Linked DNA regions of Homo sapiens: region 1 is linked to region 2. Evidence: read pairs that join two places in POLR2A ChIA-PET (ENCODE). Cell type or tissue: CD4-positive, alpha-beta T cell. All regions are shown on one strand. Links, peaks and the distances in the headings refer to the core of each region. The heading gives the core; the rest is flanking DNA.

Region 1 (7,835 bases), core at 1,113-6,112, 220 kb before region 2:
AGACAGGCTGAGCTCTGATCTTCCCTTCTTGGGCCACTCACTCCTGTGTATGGTGAGGGCCTTTCTGAGTGGTGGAGCCCAAGCTGCATGCAGCTGCTCTAGAAGCAAGGAAGACTGAAGCCGGGCAATGTTTGGCCAATCACAAGCACCGTTTGGTGAGGTGAGCATATTCAGATGATCATTTTAAGTAGCAGTTCCTCTAAAACTTCCACTAAAGGCCATTCAGCAGAAATCCCCCAAACACAGACAGGCTTGAGATGCTGGGTGGCCAAACCAAATGGCGAGTGCCCTATGCCAGCAAAACCAGAGAGAGCGTTAAGTCAGGGTTCTGGCCTGGGGAGGAGGGAGATGACCTCCACTGAGTGCTCTCTATGCATCCAGCTCTGGACAAAGGCCCCGTGTGTCTCACAAACCTGGTTTTTCAAATCAGGAAATCAGTGGCTTGAGAAGTTTAAAGTCCTGAGGCCTCCCAGGTGGTACATGGCTCAACCAACAGCATCTGTCTATATGTTTTTAAGAGCATGACAAGTAGTCATTAGAGTATGGAGTGTAGAAATTCACAGCACCGCCCTTGACAGGAAACCAGGTGTAACTACACTTTTGTGTTCTACAGACACACAGATGGGGTTGGAGAGGAGGCTACCACCAGGACACTGTGGACATTGGAAGGCAAGGGTAAATAGAGTCTTGGGGTCCCGGGGAGACACAGGGGTCCAGGACACAAAGCCTGCCAAGCACCAATTTTGTAAAGTTCAGTTTTAATGAGGAGAAATGACTTGAGGAGAATCCAACTAGGCCTCCTCTCCTGTGGATCCAAATTGTACCAATTGAAAGGGGGAAAAGGGTCGCTTCAAGGCACCCCAACTTTAGATTTTTTAGTAGTCTGAGGCTCTTCTCTTCAGCTTTTGCTGATTGTTTGCTGTCGTTCCTTTATAAAACTCTTCCCAGTTTTTGAGGATACAGATTGTGGTTGGCCCAACACAAGCAGCTTTTGCTCAGGTTAGAGCACCACGAACTCAAATACTGCAGTTGCTGCCCACTGGGAAGCCCCTGGGGGAGACTCGGAGACTCAGGGGGAACGAACAATGAGGCCAGGTGCTGGTGGGTCACATGGTTACAGCTGCATGTGGACAAGCACAATTAAGGCAGTTTTACTGTGAAACAACAAATACAGCAAAATCACAATGCCTGCCTGTGCTCTTATCTATAGGAACATTGTGGGATGGGGGTAGGATGTGGCTGAAATGGTGCAGCCCTATCCACTTAGCTTGATTCAACCCACAGTAGCTCAGAACCACACTGGAAAATGGGAGAAGCTTGTTTGTTAAATAAAAGGTGGTGACATGTTTTGAAGAATCTCCTGGCAATTTAATTGTTATATAAGTTATTTGGATTTTTAACAAAGGACGTTTCAACCTGAATTTTACAGATAAAGGGTTTTTGTTTCTCTCTCTTTCAAGCTCATTTTCCCTATTGACAAATTTTGACCCAGGTCAGAGTAGCATAATCCATGATGCCTATGTCCAAATTAAATGACTCAGAATCAGAATCTCACATGTAAATAGAAATCTCACAGGGTGTGAAAGATATCGTCATATAACAGATAAAGCTAAACAAAATGTCAGTATCAGTTTTATCAAATACCTTGTAGGTCAAAGGTTAAACGATGTTGGAAGCACAGATAAACATGCAGTTGTGTCAGGAACCATGGTGATGTTAAGGAAATGTTTTCTTTTCATTCTTTTTCTTCTTAGTGGGAAAATATCTATCAGAAAGTAGAAAAGAAGGGAGGTGAGGGCTGGGCTGGGGAAAGGCAGTTGTCAGGATGAGTAGTGGATCAGGGCATCCCATTTATTCTCACTCAACCCAGGAGAAGGTCACACACAAGCCATGTCTAGAAGGAAGGTGGGAAAGCGTGAGACAGGTAAGGGAAGGCTGGCCTCAGCCGAGCAAAGGGCAGAGAAGACTTGGCCACCAATGGAAGCTTTGCAAAGAGCAGGTGGAATCAGAGTGAGGCGTAACGGTCAATTGGAATGTATCTGACACACAGTCCTCGCCTTTTCCTCATGCTGTTCGAAAAATGTTGCCTAAAGCCTGTTTAGAAAGTGTACCAGGGAATTCCTTGCTCTTGGTTTGTGTGGGGCACAGAGGCAGCCACGTGTGTCACATTTCAAGGCAGGTGGACCAACTCTAGGGGCAGCGCAAGCTCCCTTCAGGCACATTTGCTGAGAAAGCGCGGTGTCCTCTGTGTCACGGGAGCGTTGGCTATGACCACCTAGTGTGGGTTGTGAGAGAGAAAGCAGGGTCCAGAAGGTCGTTCTGTGTCTCTTTTCTTACTCCTAAATCTTAGGGAGATACTATTTGCCCTGAGGCTGATAGATAAGCTCCATTGGTTTCAATGGAAATGTTCAACCCTAGCTGAATGGGAGACACAGGAAAAATTAACATAAAATGTAAAAGTTCAAGTTGGAAAGCCAATGATGCAGTTCTAGCCTTTGTGGAAAGATCCATAGGCCGCTTTCTGAGATGTTGCGTGTTCACAGTGCTTCTGTTTCCAAAGCAAACCAGGCTGCTGTGTGAAGCCATTGGTGCCGATCCTCACGAGTCACTGAGATCAGAGACACAAGTGCACGTCCACCACCGTGGACTAACTCACATCTCAGAGACACAAGCGCACATCTATGCCCGTGCGCGAACTCACTTCTCAGAGCACTGGCTCATGGGCGGTCAGCTGGTGTATTCATTACCAGGGGGTAAACCTTACTGAACTAACTCAAAGGGGAGAGCTTCTCAAAATGCATTGTGCATGCATATAATTGGGAGAGCTTGATAAAGACAGAAATCCCTAAGTGTGAATCCCAGAGAGGCTGCCTCACTTGGTCAGCGGTGGAGCCCAAGAATCTGCATCTTACCAAGCTCTCCCAGTTCATTCTAACACATGTGGTCTGAGAATCGCATGTTGAGAAACACCAGGGGAAACGTGCGTTTAAAAATAGTTCCTCAGACGCCTACTGTCTGTTTAGATTTACAGTTGATAGAATGATGCAAATGTATAAAAATACCTCCGTAAATATATCCTCAAGTGGCCTGGGTTGAGAATGAACCCTTTCGCAATGTGTGTCTTAGTGAATAATGCCAGTATTGGCTCAGTTGAGTGGAACACACACAAACTCATTAAATTTCAAGTGTTCGTTTCAGGTGTTGGCGAGGTCACATCTCTCCTTCAGCTTAGGTCACATAGAGGAACATCAGCAGCGGGTGGCCTCGGTGTTCTCCGCACCGCCTCTCTGGCTTGGTGGTTTATCACTCCTCTCCCTTAGCTGCCTCGCCTTGGACATGCGTCTTGGCTATGACAAACATGCAAGGGATTGCGTGGCCAAGAGTAGTGGGTTGGAGCCTAGGAGTCCAGGTACTTATGTGGTGGATGCTACCCTTTTTTGTGGTCAAACACCACGTCCACTTCTCCCATCTCAGCAGCACTGGTCCCTGCAGCTTGATGGATTGGGAAATCATTTGTAGCAACCATGGGGATACTCAGGAAAAGAACACTGAGAACATTGCACCTCCCAGGTTCTGGACCTTGATTGATATTACACACACACACACACCCATGAACACACACCTCTGTGCACATGCATCTTGCACACCCAGAGTCTTGAGCTCACTGGTAATCTCCAGCTTAGAATTCACCATTGTCAGCTTGGAGAAAACAACATGCTTTTCTGGAGAGTAAAGGCCTCAGTGAATCTGTCCCCAAATTGTATGTCTCTCGTAACTTTGAGGGAATTTTTTTTTGTTGTTGACAGCCTTATGCCAAAGGGAAAGGATGAAATATTGGGCATGGCCTGCTGGTCGTGAAAGGTCACATTCTGCAGCATGTTTTCCCGATTCTGTGCTGATTCATCACACACTGAGATTTTCTATTAAATACCCTTCCTGACTCTATTGGAAATGACTGTAAGTGGAACAAATGAAGTCACCCTCAAAATAAGGACTGCCAGGGGAGGGGTAGGTGGCAACTTTAACTGCTCCCCAACCTTGGGAAGTGGGGTTAGTTTTTTTCCATTTTGATGGTGCTGCTTGGAGGTAAGATGATGGATTTACACTGGTGGAGCATTTTGCTTTTCACAGGGTGCTCTGAGCAGGAGGCGGTCAGGGAAAGTACTAATTCTGTTTCTTCCATGTTGAGAAGCTAAAGCCCGGAAGGTGGAGGGCTCCTGCCCTGGCTGGGGAGTGGCTGCCTGAGCCTGGCCCGGGGCTGCTGTGCTGCAAGCCACACCACAGTGATGGCCTGGTGGGCCTCTGCTGCCTTTGTTTGTTTGATTTAATTTGTTTTTCTTTCTTTCTTTTTTTTTTTTTTTTTTGAGACGTAGTCTTGCTCTCTTTCCAGGCTGGAGTGCAGCAGCGCTATCATGGCTCACTGCAATCTCCACCTCCTGGGTTCAAGCGATTCTCCTGCCTCAGCCTCCCAAGTAGCTGGGACTACAGGCACCTGCCACTGCGCCCAGCTAATTTTTGTATTTTTAGTAGAGACGGGGTTTCACCGTGTTGGCCAAGATGATCTCGATCTTTTGACCTCATGATCCGCCCACCTCGGCCTCCCAAAGTGTTGGGATTACAGGCATTAGCCACTGCTCCTGTCCTGTTTTTGATTTAATTTTCAGTTGACACATGATAACGTACAGGGTACAGTGTGATGTTTCAATACATGTTTACATTGTTTAATGATCGAATCGGGGTAATTAGCATATCCATCATCTCATACTTGCCATTTCTTTGTGATAAGAACATTCAAAATTCATTCTTCTAGTTATTTTGAAATATACAGTACATTATTGTTAACTATAGTCATTTGCAATGTGGATGAACCTAGAGGACATTATGTTAAGTGAAATAAGACAGGCACAGAAGGACAAATACTGCGTGATCCCACTCATATGTGGAATCTGAAAATATCCATCTCCTGGAGACAGTAAATAGAACGGTGGTTTCCAGAGGAGGGGGTGGGGGTGGGGGTAGGCAGAGTGAAGAGAGGTTGGTCAGTGGGTACAAAGTTACAGTTAGATAGGAGAAATAAGTTGTGAGCCTTTTAAAATTCAAACCCTCCCTTTCTTCCTTTATTCTTTCGTGTTTCCCTTGAACTCCCTCTCTAAAAATAAAATCCAGGGCGGCGGAGTTTGTAAGATTTTCCTCTTACAATGACATTTTTGAAAATCACCCTATGTATAATTTATATCACTCATTGCCAATCCTTCTGACAAAGTTGTATGTTTCTGTGGCATTCTTGGAAATTTGTACCTGAAAGATTGTCTTCTTTGAATAACTGATCTATTTCCTTTTATCAGATAAGATTTATGTTCTTCTTGTCTTCCAGAAAGCTTAGAGCTAAATTTAATATTCGACCATGACCTTTGTATTATGTTTCTTCCCTTTCTATGAGGTTTTAAAAAGGTCTGCATTTTAGCCTTATTTTATACACACCTTTTAGTATGAGCCAAAGTTTTTGGAAACAGGCATTTTGCATAAACATTTTTTTCTCTCAGTTTAAATTGCTGCGACATGAAAACATCAAATGCCCTAAACAAGCTAAGATTATTAAATTCAATTAGGTAGGTCACATAATACACGTTTTTTAAATTGTTACAAACATTGTAGAGTAAATGTTGTTATGGAAGAAATTTAGTATGTAAAATGACACTGTAAACAATACCAGGCTCATGACAAAGGGTCATGAAATAAAATCAGTCCTCAAGGGAAGTCGAGAAGTTCAACGGAAGAATGCTAAGGCTTCATTTTTGTTGTGAAGAATCGCCAAGCAAGTCCTATAAAATACATGGGAAAAGATCATGTTTGCCCTGCAGAGAGACACAGGCTGAGCCACAGGGTTGCTGGGATTTGTTCCAACTGCAGGCTCTCGGCCTACCAGGCTGCCTTCCTCACCTCCTCATGGTCAGGTAGCAGGTGTGTGGTCTCAGATGAACTGATTCCATTCTGAGCCTCATTTCCCTAATCTGGAGAATGGGATCATAGTACCCACCTCAATGGGCAATGTGAACAATTAAAGTGATTTGTGAGAAGGGATTAGCACAGTGCCTGGCACAATTTTCCTTCATATTTGAATTCTACTACCTTGTAAAAAATACAAAGCATTGCATGTTCTGTTTCATAATAAATGCTGTGCAGAACCATGCGTTAGATTTTTTTTTAAGTCTTGCTGGAGTGTATCACATATGCAGAAAAGCGTCTAAGTCAAGTGTGTAGCCGCCTGGATTTTTACAGTGAACACTCATGTACTAGCATTTAGGTTAAGAAACAGCCTCAGAAATCCTCCTCCTGTCACCTCCTAGTCAATTTCCCATCCTAGGAAGTTACCCACTATCCTGACTTCTAACACCATAGATTTCTTTTGCCTTTTTTTTTTTAAGAGTCAGAGTGTCGCTCTGTCACCAGGCTGGAGTGCAGTGGTGTGATTATAGCTCACTGACACCTCTGACTCCTGGGGTTCAAATGATCCTCCTATCTCAGCCTCCACAGTAGCTAGGACACACTGCCACAACCAGCTAATGTTTAAATTTATTGTAGGGATGGAGTCTTGCTATGTTGCCCAGGCTAGTGTCTTGCCTGTTTTTGTGCTTTACATAAATGGAGTCATATGGTGTGTACTCTTTTGTGTCTGGCCTCTTTCACTCAATATGTTTGCAAGATTCATCCATGATGTGTGGGTAGCAAGAGTTTGTTATTAGTTCCTGTAGCTGTATAGATGTCCAATGTATAATACCGAAATTTATTAATTGTACTATTGATAGAAATTTGGGTTTCCTGTTTGAGGACTTTATGAATAAAGCTTATATGAACATTCTTGTACATCTTTGGTAAACATACACCCATTTCTATTGGATATATACCTAGAGATGTAATTGCTTTGAAGGTATGCATATTGATCAGTGTAATCACCAGATCCTTCTTGACCACTGCAGAGATAAAATCAGTTCACTGAGACAGCGGTATTGCAGTAGAGAACAAGTTTAATAAACAGGGCTAGCCAAGCAGAACAGGAGTTTATTACTTTATTACTCAAATCAGCCTCTCTCAGAACTCAGAGGCTAGTCTAGGTAGGGGTTTCATGGCTAATTTGGTGAACAGCAGGCTAGGGAATGAGTGCTGCTGATTGGTTGGGGATGAAATTGTAGGGGTGTGGAAAATGGTCCTGGTGCACTGAGTCCACCTCAAGGCGGGGTCCACAGGACTAGTTGAGTCATGAGTCACGGGTCAGGTGCAGTCATTCATTTGCCAGAATGCAGAAGTCTGAAAAACATCTCAGAATAACAATCTTAGGCAATATAAAAGTAGTGTTATCTATAGGAACAATTGGAAAAGTCACCAATCCTGTGACCTCTGGCCACATCTCCTAAGAGGCAAGGAATTATAGAAAAGCAAGCCAGAGAACAGTGGCTGGTTATCATTTAAGCCTACATGTTAGTAGAATTCAGACCTCTCCCAAAATCCTAATCTTGTGGCCCTGCATTCATTTTACAAAGGCAGTTTCGGTCCCTGAGCAAGGAGGGAGTTAGTTTCAGGAAGGGACTGTTACCGTCTTTGTTTTAAAGTTAACAAAGGCAATTAGCTTGTGAGAATAGAAGCAAGATGGAATTAGTTAGGTTAAATTTCTCTTACTGTTACAAATTTTGCAAAGGCAGTTTCATCAGCTTTAGTAAATCCTATTAGTTTTCCAAAGTGGCTGTGCCAATTTATACTCCCAATATAGTGTGGGAGTTCTTCTTTATCATTATCAATCCTTAGTATTTTATCTCTTTTTCATGTTGGCTTTTTCACTT
Region 2 (7,835 bases), core at 868-5,867:
GAGCATGTTGGTCAATTGGGGAGCTTACTCCATTCCAGGCAGGTCAAGTCAGAGCGACCTATGGGCAGCTCGATGAAGATGACATCACCATATCCTTGATTGTGAAGCTCTGATTTTGAGGAAGGGGACCCAAAGTTAGAGATGAAGATTTGGGAGTCATCAGCAAAGTGGTTCTTAAAACTCTAGGAAGGAGTGTGATATGAGTGGGGGTAAAAATGAGAAGAGGATCTTGAACCATGCTCTGAGGACCAACATTTGGGGACCAGTGAAGGCAGAGAAATTCACAAAGAAAATAGAAAAAAAGTAGCCAGGCAGGTAAGCGGTGTCCCAGATGTCAAAGGAAGCCAGGGCTTCCAGGTGTGAGAGTGGTTCACACTGTCAAATGCACCAAAGTGTAGAGAGAAAAATACCCACTGGATCCAGTGGCAGGGAGGAGCTTCGTGCCCTTAAAAAAAAAAACCGGTTTCAGTTCAGCAGTTCAGTGCTAGGGCAGAATGCCATGGGAGGATGTTGGGGGAGTTGTCTTAAAATTGAGGTATTTTATCTATTTTGCTTAAGCTGTGTTGATGGTTTTCTCATTTTATAGTTCAAAATACCCCATAAAGGCTCAGGACTAATGAAAAACAATTTATTAGGCTATGATATTAACAATTATTTTGTCTATGTATTACCAGTATCTGAAAGCTTGTTAGTATGAATGTGTCAGCGTTTATTCTCACTGAATGTTTTTCAAAGAGATGGGAAGATTACACATCAGAAAATTCCGTTTCTTGATTTAGAATTGATATTAATCCCCAACATTTAGGAAGTAGGGGAATTTAATCATAGGAAGTGCTTATGTTGTTTCAAATTTGATTTTTTAAATAAAATTAATTGAATTATGAGAAATTACTGAAACTTATTTCTTTGAAAAGTCTTGTAGTAAAGAAATTTATTCAAATTCTTTGTATTTTTTTTGTTTGTTTAAAACAAAGTTTTTTTTCTTTTTTTTTTTTTAGCTCTTTTGTGGTTGTTAAAATCCTACTTCTAATTTGTTGGAATAACAAATTTATGCACTGATAGTTTGATCAGATCACACCACGTTTCTGTTTTTTCTTAGGACTGTCAATAAAATAAGGCAGTAAGAATTCTTGATTCATAGCCTAAGTGCATCACAAAAGGGAGGTTACTCATACAGTTATTCTGGCCTTATTCTGTCCTAATTATTATGAAAGTTAATTTTCTTATTAACAGACCTTTGGGTCAAAAAGTGAGAGTGTAATCCCAATCCTTGGGCAAGTCACTTAATCTCAAAGTCTTCATGTCTTTATCTGTAATGGGAGAAACTAATATGATCTGTCCCACAGATGTGGAAGAATGACCTGGCACACAGTAAGTGTGCAGTAACTATTACTAATTAATTAGGGAAGCATTAACTATACAGGGGACAAAGGCAATGATGAGCAGGAAACTGTTTACATCCAGAGTTCTGAGTTACTGATTTAACTGCACTAATCAGTGACTTAGCTTAGACAAGTCATTTAGTCTACTTAGTAAAGTCCCAGAGCACTTGGAGTCTATATGGAATAATATACTGTTTATTATCCAAATATAAGTTAAGCAAATTTAAAATACATACGTTCAGGTTATTTTAAAAAAAAAGAAACTTGACTGGGTCTTTTTTATAGATTCTCTGGGCTGCAAATTTTAGGTATTATCTAATGATTTTTCGTTGTATCACCCAGAGACTCCACTGAATTTTTTGTTAAAAGGAAGGAAAAAAAGAAAAGCCGTAGCAGGTGTTGAGGTGTGTGTGATACCTTTGAAATGACTTTAAGCATCCCATAACATCTTTTTGTTCTCTTGTTTTTTGAATTATCTCTTGCTGCTTCTGCATTTTACTCAAATCGATTTTCAAATATTTTCTTTCAATAAAGAATCAGAGGGAAAATAGGAACTTGGGATTTACTTGCTTAGTGCCTGTTGCGTGATAGCAGCGGAGCTCTCAGGAAAGCTGGTTGGAGAATTGGTGATGGAGCACTTGGATTGTTAGGTGGGGATGCCGTGAGCCTTGCCACGTTCCCTTCTCCCCCTACATCTCACTTTATACTCATGCCAAGGAATATTGGCTGTTGATTATACAGTCATCCCTGGTTGTCTGAGGGGGATTGGTTCCAGGACTCTTCAGGCATCAGACTCCAAGGCTGTGCAAAAGTCCCTGATATAAAATGGCCTAATAATTGCATATAACCCATGCCCATCCTCCATATACTTTAAATCACCTCTAGATTACTTAAAGACCTAATATTAATGCAATGTAAATGCTATGTAAATAGTTGTTATGCTGCATTGTTTAGGGAATAGTTACAAGAAAAAAAGTCTGTACATATTCAGTACAGTCACAGTTTTTTAAATGTTTTCAATCTGCAGTTGGTTGAGTCCACAGATGTGTAACCCACAGATACGGAGGACCAACTGTGTTTACTTACAAAACGAGATGAATCAATTCACTTATCAGTACTCGCAGCAAGTGTTTTCCTGACTGCTAAGACTGCCTATGGTAAAATCCCTGTCTTCTGACTGCTGTGAGACAGCCTGGATTCCACAGAGTCCGAAGGAATTTAGAAATTATGAAAGGCTTCTGTGTGCAGAACAAGGACTACAAATATGGCCTTTAGTGCCCAAAACCATATTGTCTGCAAGTCTTGGAGATTGTATTAGCTCCATAGCAGTTATCTTAGCTGTTGTTTCATGCCTCATTGTTGCCTATCATCGAGATTTTTTAGAAGGAATATAGTGTTCTATTTCTTGTCTCAGAAAAACATAAAGTATTAAACTTTTTTTTTAGCAAGCTCATGAAATTTCATCTTCTAGCAGTTAAAACATTCTCAGTTCTCAACAGCTAGAGTTAAAAAGTAAAAGTTATTGAAAATATCGTCTGTCTTATTACTAAGCTTCAGAAATTGGATTTTAAAAGAAGAAGAAAGAATATTAAAAGTCAGAGGAAGGAGAGCAAGACAGCTAAATGTCTAGCGAACCACCACCAAGAGCCAGTAGCACTCTGTACGTATTCCTGGCCTGATCTTACAGACAAGGTCAGGCCTTAGAAATATTCGGTAACTTTTCCTAGCTTGGCTAAGCAAGATGTAATGAGTAGATAGTGGAGCTAGCATTCAAATGAGATCAAACTGAAAAACACAGATTGCTTTCCATTCTATTCAGTTTCCCGTATGTTTTCTCCATCACAAAACACAATATTGTCTAATTGATTTGCACAAAGATATGCCTGTTGGCAGTTTTAAAGACCATGTCCCAATAATTGCCTTCTATTAAGACAAAGAAAAAAGTTATATTCCTCCAATCCCTGTTGTGTTCTTGTTATGTTTGAAATGTGCTTGGTCCTAAGGATCTGAAAATAACCAGGTAAATACAGAAAAGAAGTGAAATCTGTACTAGGCCCTGAAGGATGAAAAATCCACGTGTGCTTACAGAGAACAGGAAAACAATGGCCTTCAGCTGAAGCTGGCACCTTTTAAAGGACAATTTTATATTTATTTCTGCATTAATCAAAGTTCTAGTCAGTGCCCAGGTCCAAAGTATCTTGTTTGGAGCTGTGTTTGGAGAGGGTGGGATATTGAGTAGGGGTGAATGATGAAGGGGTTCATTGAAGCCGCTGAGAGCACATATTCGCTGGTTTTGTGTGTTCAGGTCCACATTGCTCCAAGGTGAAAGCAGTTGCTTTGAAGGCATGAAGAGAGGCACTTTTTCTTCATAGCTGTCTTGAAGCAGGCCGGGGCGAGTCTCACAGAGTTTGCCCTTGTACTTCAGGCTCCATTTCCTGAGCTGTGTATGATGGGGCCCGCCCCTCCTGTGGTGAAGAGTCTGTGGCTGCTGAGTGGCATTTCAGTCAGACCTGAACTGAGCCTGCCTTTGCCCAACAGGAGTCGGCCTGCTGAGGCAGCATCTACCCGGCTCATCAGTTTGTGCTAGGACATGCCATGCCCTGTGTTACGTTCAATGCCTTTCAGGTTCCTCTGGAAAGTAGCATCACTGTGACCTGTAGATTAATAATCATGTTTGTCTTTAATCCATTTAGAATGAAGAGGTCACTCTCGGCACTCGATGATTTAGGGGAATGGACATTGGCCTGAATAACTGATAGCAAATGTAGCAAATTATTTCCTGTGAAGGACTCTCCCATCCCAACTTTAGAAAGTGCAGCCCCGTCTCAGCTGTGGGAGATGGCCAGTGATGTCCACAGGTCCTGGCTGTGTCACTCCTGATTCTGTGTAGTCATTGTCCATATGGGAGTTGGGATTATGGGTCATTCCAGCCCGTGGCAGCCTTGGTTCTTGGCTGATGTGCCCATCCTTCCGCCCATGTCCTAAAGCTGATGGCCATGCTTTCCCAGGGGACAGCATGACTCTCCCCTGGGGCCTGCCTCTCTGCCTAGCACCTGTCCTGTAGTTCTTGGTAATGGGGCCATATCAAAGTTAGTGGGGACATAAAGTTCCAAGGATGTTCCTGGGTTCTGGATATGTCTGTACCATGAAGGGAGGCAGCTGCTTTGCAGAAACAACAGGGAAGCTGCAGCAGGTGGGAAACTTTGGTGCTGGTCATCTCTCTGCACTTAATTCGGAGGTGATCATAGAAGAAAATATCTACCATGTCATACTTAAAATAAGAAGATATCAGAAATGTGGAGCTCAAAGGAACCTTAATGGCCACTCAATCTCAAGAACCTTAATGAACCTACTCAGTCTCCAGAAATCCTCCTAGAGAGGTCAAGTGCTGACTACTGTTGTGAGTTTGAGATACTGCTATTAACTTGCCTCTCCAAGAATTTTATGACATTTCTTTCCCATAGGTATGTAAATATATATGGGTTTTGGGACCAGCTTACCAAAAATAACTTTCTGTATCTATAGAATAAAATTGATCATAACATCCTATGTGTTTTCAACATCTATTTTTAAAAATTAATTTTAATTTTTATAGAGATAATGTCTTGCTCTGTCACCCAGGCTGGAGGGCACTGGCCCAATCATAGCTCACTGCAGCCTCGATCTCCTGGGCTCAAGGGATTCTCTCACCTTAGCCTCCTGAGCAACTGGGACTCAAGGCATGTGTCACCAAGCTGGGCTAATTTTTTTATTTTTTGTAGAGATGGGGTCTGCCTATGTTGCTCTGGCTGGTCTCAAACTCCTAGCCTCAAGTGATCCTCCCACCTTGGCCTCCCAAAGTGCTGGGATCAAGGCATGAGCCACCACACACAATCTTCAGTGTTTATTTTGTCCTCTCTGATTTCTCAACATTTAATATTAATATGTAAGTTGGATATCTCCACTCCTACCTACGGATCTGATCCCTGTGCTTAATCCTTTTACAGTGTTGCCAATAATCAATGATGGTCATTTCCCAGTTCCAGTGAGGTAGTGGTATCTTATCCAAAGAGAAGAGATTAATTTGGGGGTTGGATTTTTCTTTTTTCTTTTTTTTTTTCCAAGTCAGGGCTTCCCTCTGTCACCCAGGCTGGTGTGCAGTGGTACAATCTCAGCTCTCCGCAGCCTCAACCTCTCAGTCTCAAGTGATCCTTCCTCCTCAGCCTCCCAAAGTGCTGGGATTATAGGTGTGAGCCACCAATGCCCAGCCAGGATTTTAAGACTTCTTTGAACTATGGTTTAGGTTTTCGTTGTAGGATTCTTACTGATCTGGTAAATGTAGGCTCTGATCACTAAAAAAAAAAATTAAGCTGAAAGTCCTATCTCCTTGTTCTATCATGCCCCTTTCTACATTAGTAGTGGCTTCTTCCAAAACTATCTTAGAAGGGTGGCTGGCAGATGTGCCCATCCTTGAGCCCATTTCCTAAAGTTGATGGTAGTCCTTTGCCACAGAATAGTGTGACTCTCTTCCCTGGGACTCTTCCATCTAGCACCTGTCCTGTAGTGCTTGGTAATGGGGCCATATCCAAGCTGGTGGGGACATAAAGGGGTTGTTGGGTCACATCCTTTGAGAAGATGCCTGATTTCAAGGCAGTCTTTGTTTATTTACTTGTTTTCCTTCTTTTTATTTTGTTTTGCCTACACAATAATCTCTAGTGAATGCCTCTGGCTTAAGATCCTGTAATCCCAAGGATGTTAGTCTAGTGCCCTGACCCCGTCTCTGGATTGAGAAAAAGTGCTTGGGAAACAGAAACTATCCTCTTGTACCGGATGCCGATGAAAAGTGAAAGTGAGCAAACAGCCTACCAAGTTCTAAGAAAATGAGGCCAAGAGAGCTTTTGCTTTTTGAAAACTAATGATTTTAACCAAAAAAAAAATTTTTGTAGAAAATGAAAACACTGGATTTTATTTGCCTCCTTCTGGAATTTAGGCTTTGTTGGAATGGATAACCTTGAGAATTAATTCCTACTTTCTGCTGCTTTGTGTCTGAGTATTATGCATTTTACCTTTTCATTCTGACTAAACTCAAGCCCACCCATTCATTCCATGGTCTTCACTAGTTAGAAAAGATACTGATATTGAAGATTTTGCCTCATGGCAGTGCTTCTCCAAGTATGTTGTATAGTTTCTTGAGTTGTCTAGAACAACACTTCTGAAACCTGAATGTGCATTTGAATAACCTGGGATGTTGTTAAAATGTTGATTCTGATTCTGCAGACCTGGGGCAGGGCCCAGGAATCTGAATTTCTCACCAGCTCCCAGTCATGCTGATACTGCTGGTCCATGGGCCCTACTGTGAGTAGCAAGGCCAGAGGATACTTTCTTTTGGTGTAGTAATATGTGTTGTCATAAAAAAAGAGCGTCATAGCCAAATACGATTGTTAAATTCTATGTTAAAGAAGATGGCACAGCTGTCAGTGGGAACTTTTTAGAGCCTGTGATTACTGATGAATCCTGTAGGATATCCAAAAGGTAGATACAATATACAGTGGTTTTCAAACTCTTTTCTTGGAGCGTATTATGCCACTAGTATTCCATGAGATATACTTAGGAGACTTTACACGAGAGAGAGAGTAGTCTGCTGTGAAAAACAGTATCGAGGAGTCTTTTGAGCCTATAATTTAATAAACTACCACCTTTATTGAGAATATGCCTGTATTGAATGAATTGTCTATTAAACATCTTAAGTATTTGCCTCTTTTAAATCATCTTTTTAAATTCCTGTAAGAGGCTGGGCGCAGTGGCTCATGCCTGTAGTCCCAGCACTTTGGGAGGCCGAGGTGGGCAGACCACCTGAGGTCAGGAGTTTGAGACCAGCCTGACCAACATGGTGAAACCTCATCTCTACTACAAATACAAAAATTAGCCGGGCATGGTGGTGTGCGCCTGTAATCCCAGCTACTCGGGAGGCTGAGGCAGGAGAATCACTTGAACCCAGGAGGTGGAGGTTGCAGTGAGCCAAGATCGTGCCACTGCACTCCAGCCTGAGTGACAGAGCAAGACTCCATCTCAAAATGAAATAAAATTTCTGTAAGAGAAAGATTTTCAGCTGAACTGGTCATAAGAGTTTGTGTGATCGTGTGTGTTTTTCACTTGTAGTGCGGGTTACTAAGGCTATGAGTTTCCCAGAAAACTGTCCTTACCTGGATTTGAGGGTGGGATGCTCCAGATCAATAGAAATAGCCACAGATATTTGAAGATAAGAGAAGCCTACGATATAGTATATAGTCAACATGTGTGTTATTACTAATCATACAGCTTTCCATTCTGAGTTCATGCTGTGATTTCTCTGGGAACTAGCATGTTATTAAGGGACCTCAGGTTTTTTGGAGCGACAGCAGCAGCGTGACGGCTAACATTTATTAACCCCCAATGAAGAGCCAGTGCTTCTCTAAACACTGCAATATGTTCTCG

What was found. ChIA-PET counts read pairs that join two places held together with the same protein. Peaks named below come from ENCODE experiments on the same cell type or tissue, not always from the same donor. Only the 100,000 strongest peaks of a DNase experiment are listed, where the experiment ranks them.
Region 1: POLR2A ChIA-PET joins it to region 2 with 5 read pairs; 3 of 35 experiments call an interaction of 5 or more read pairs at or near these places.

What each region holds. Positions count from the first base shown.
Region 1 is chr13:24,039,888-24,047,722 of GRCh38, forward strand. It overlaps a transcript of SPATA13 not described here. Among named protein-coding and RNA genes, the nearest start is that of SPATA13, 120 kb to the right of the region's middle. In CD4-positive, alpha-beta T cell, for the core only: no CTCF peak of the experiment used is centred there; no DNase peak of the experiment used is centred there.
Region 2 is chr13:24,261,327-24,269,161 of GRCh38, forward strand. All of the region lies in intron 4 of SPATA13 (spermatogenesis associated 13), which reads left to right. Among named protein-coding and RNA genes, the nearest start is that of SPATA13-AS1, 11 kb to the left of the region's middle. RefSeq lists an enhancer at 6,027-6,176. In CD4-positive, alpha-beta T cell, for the core only: no CTCF peak of the experiment used is centred there; a DNase peak (open chromatin) is centred at 3,855; H3K4me3 peaks cover 1,478 bases; H3K27ac peaks cover 4,892 bases.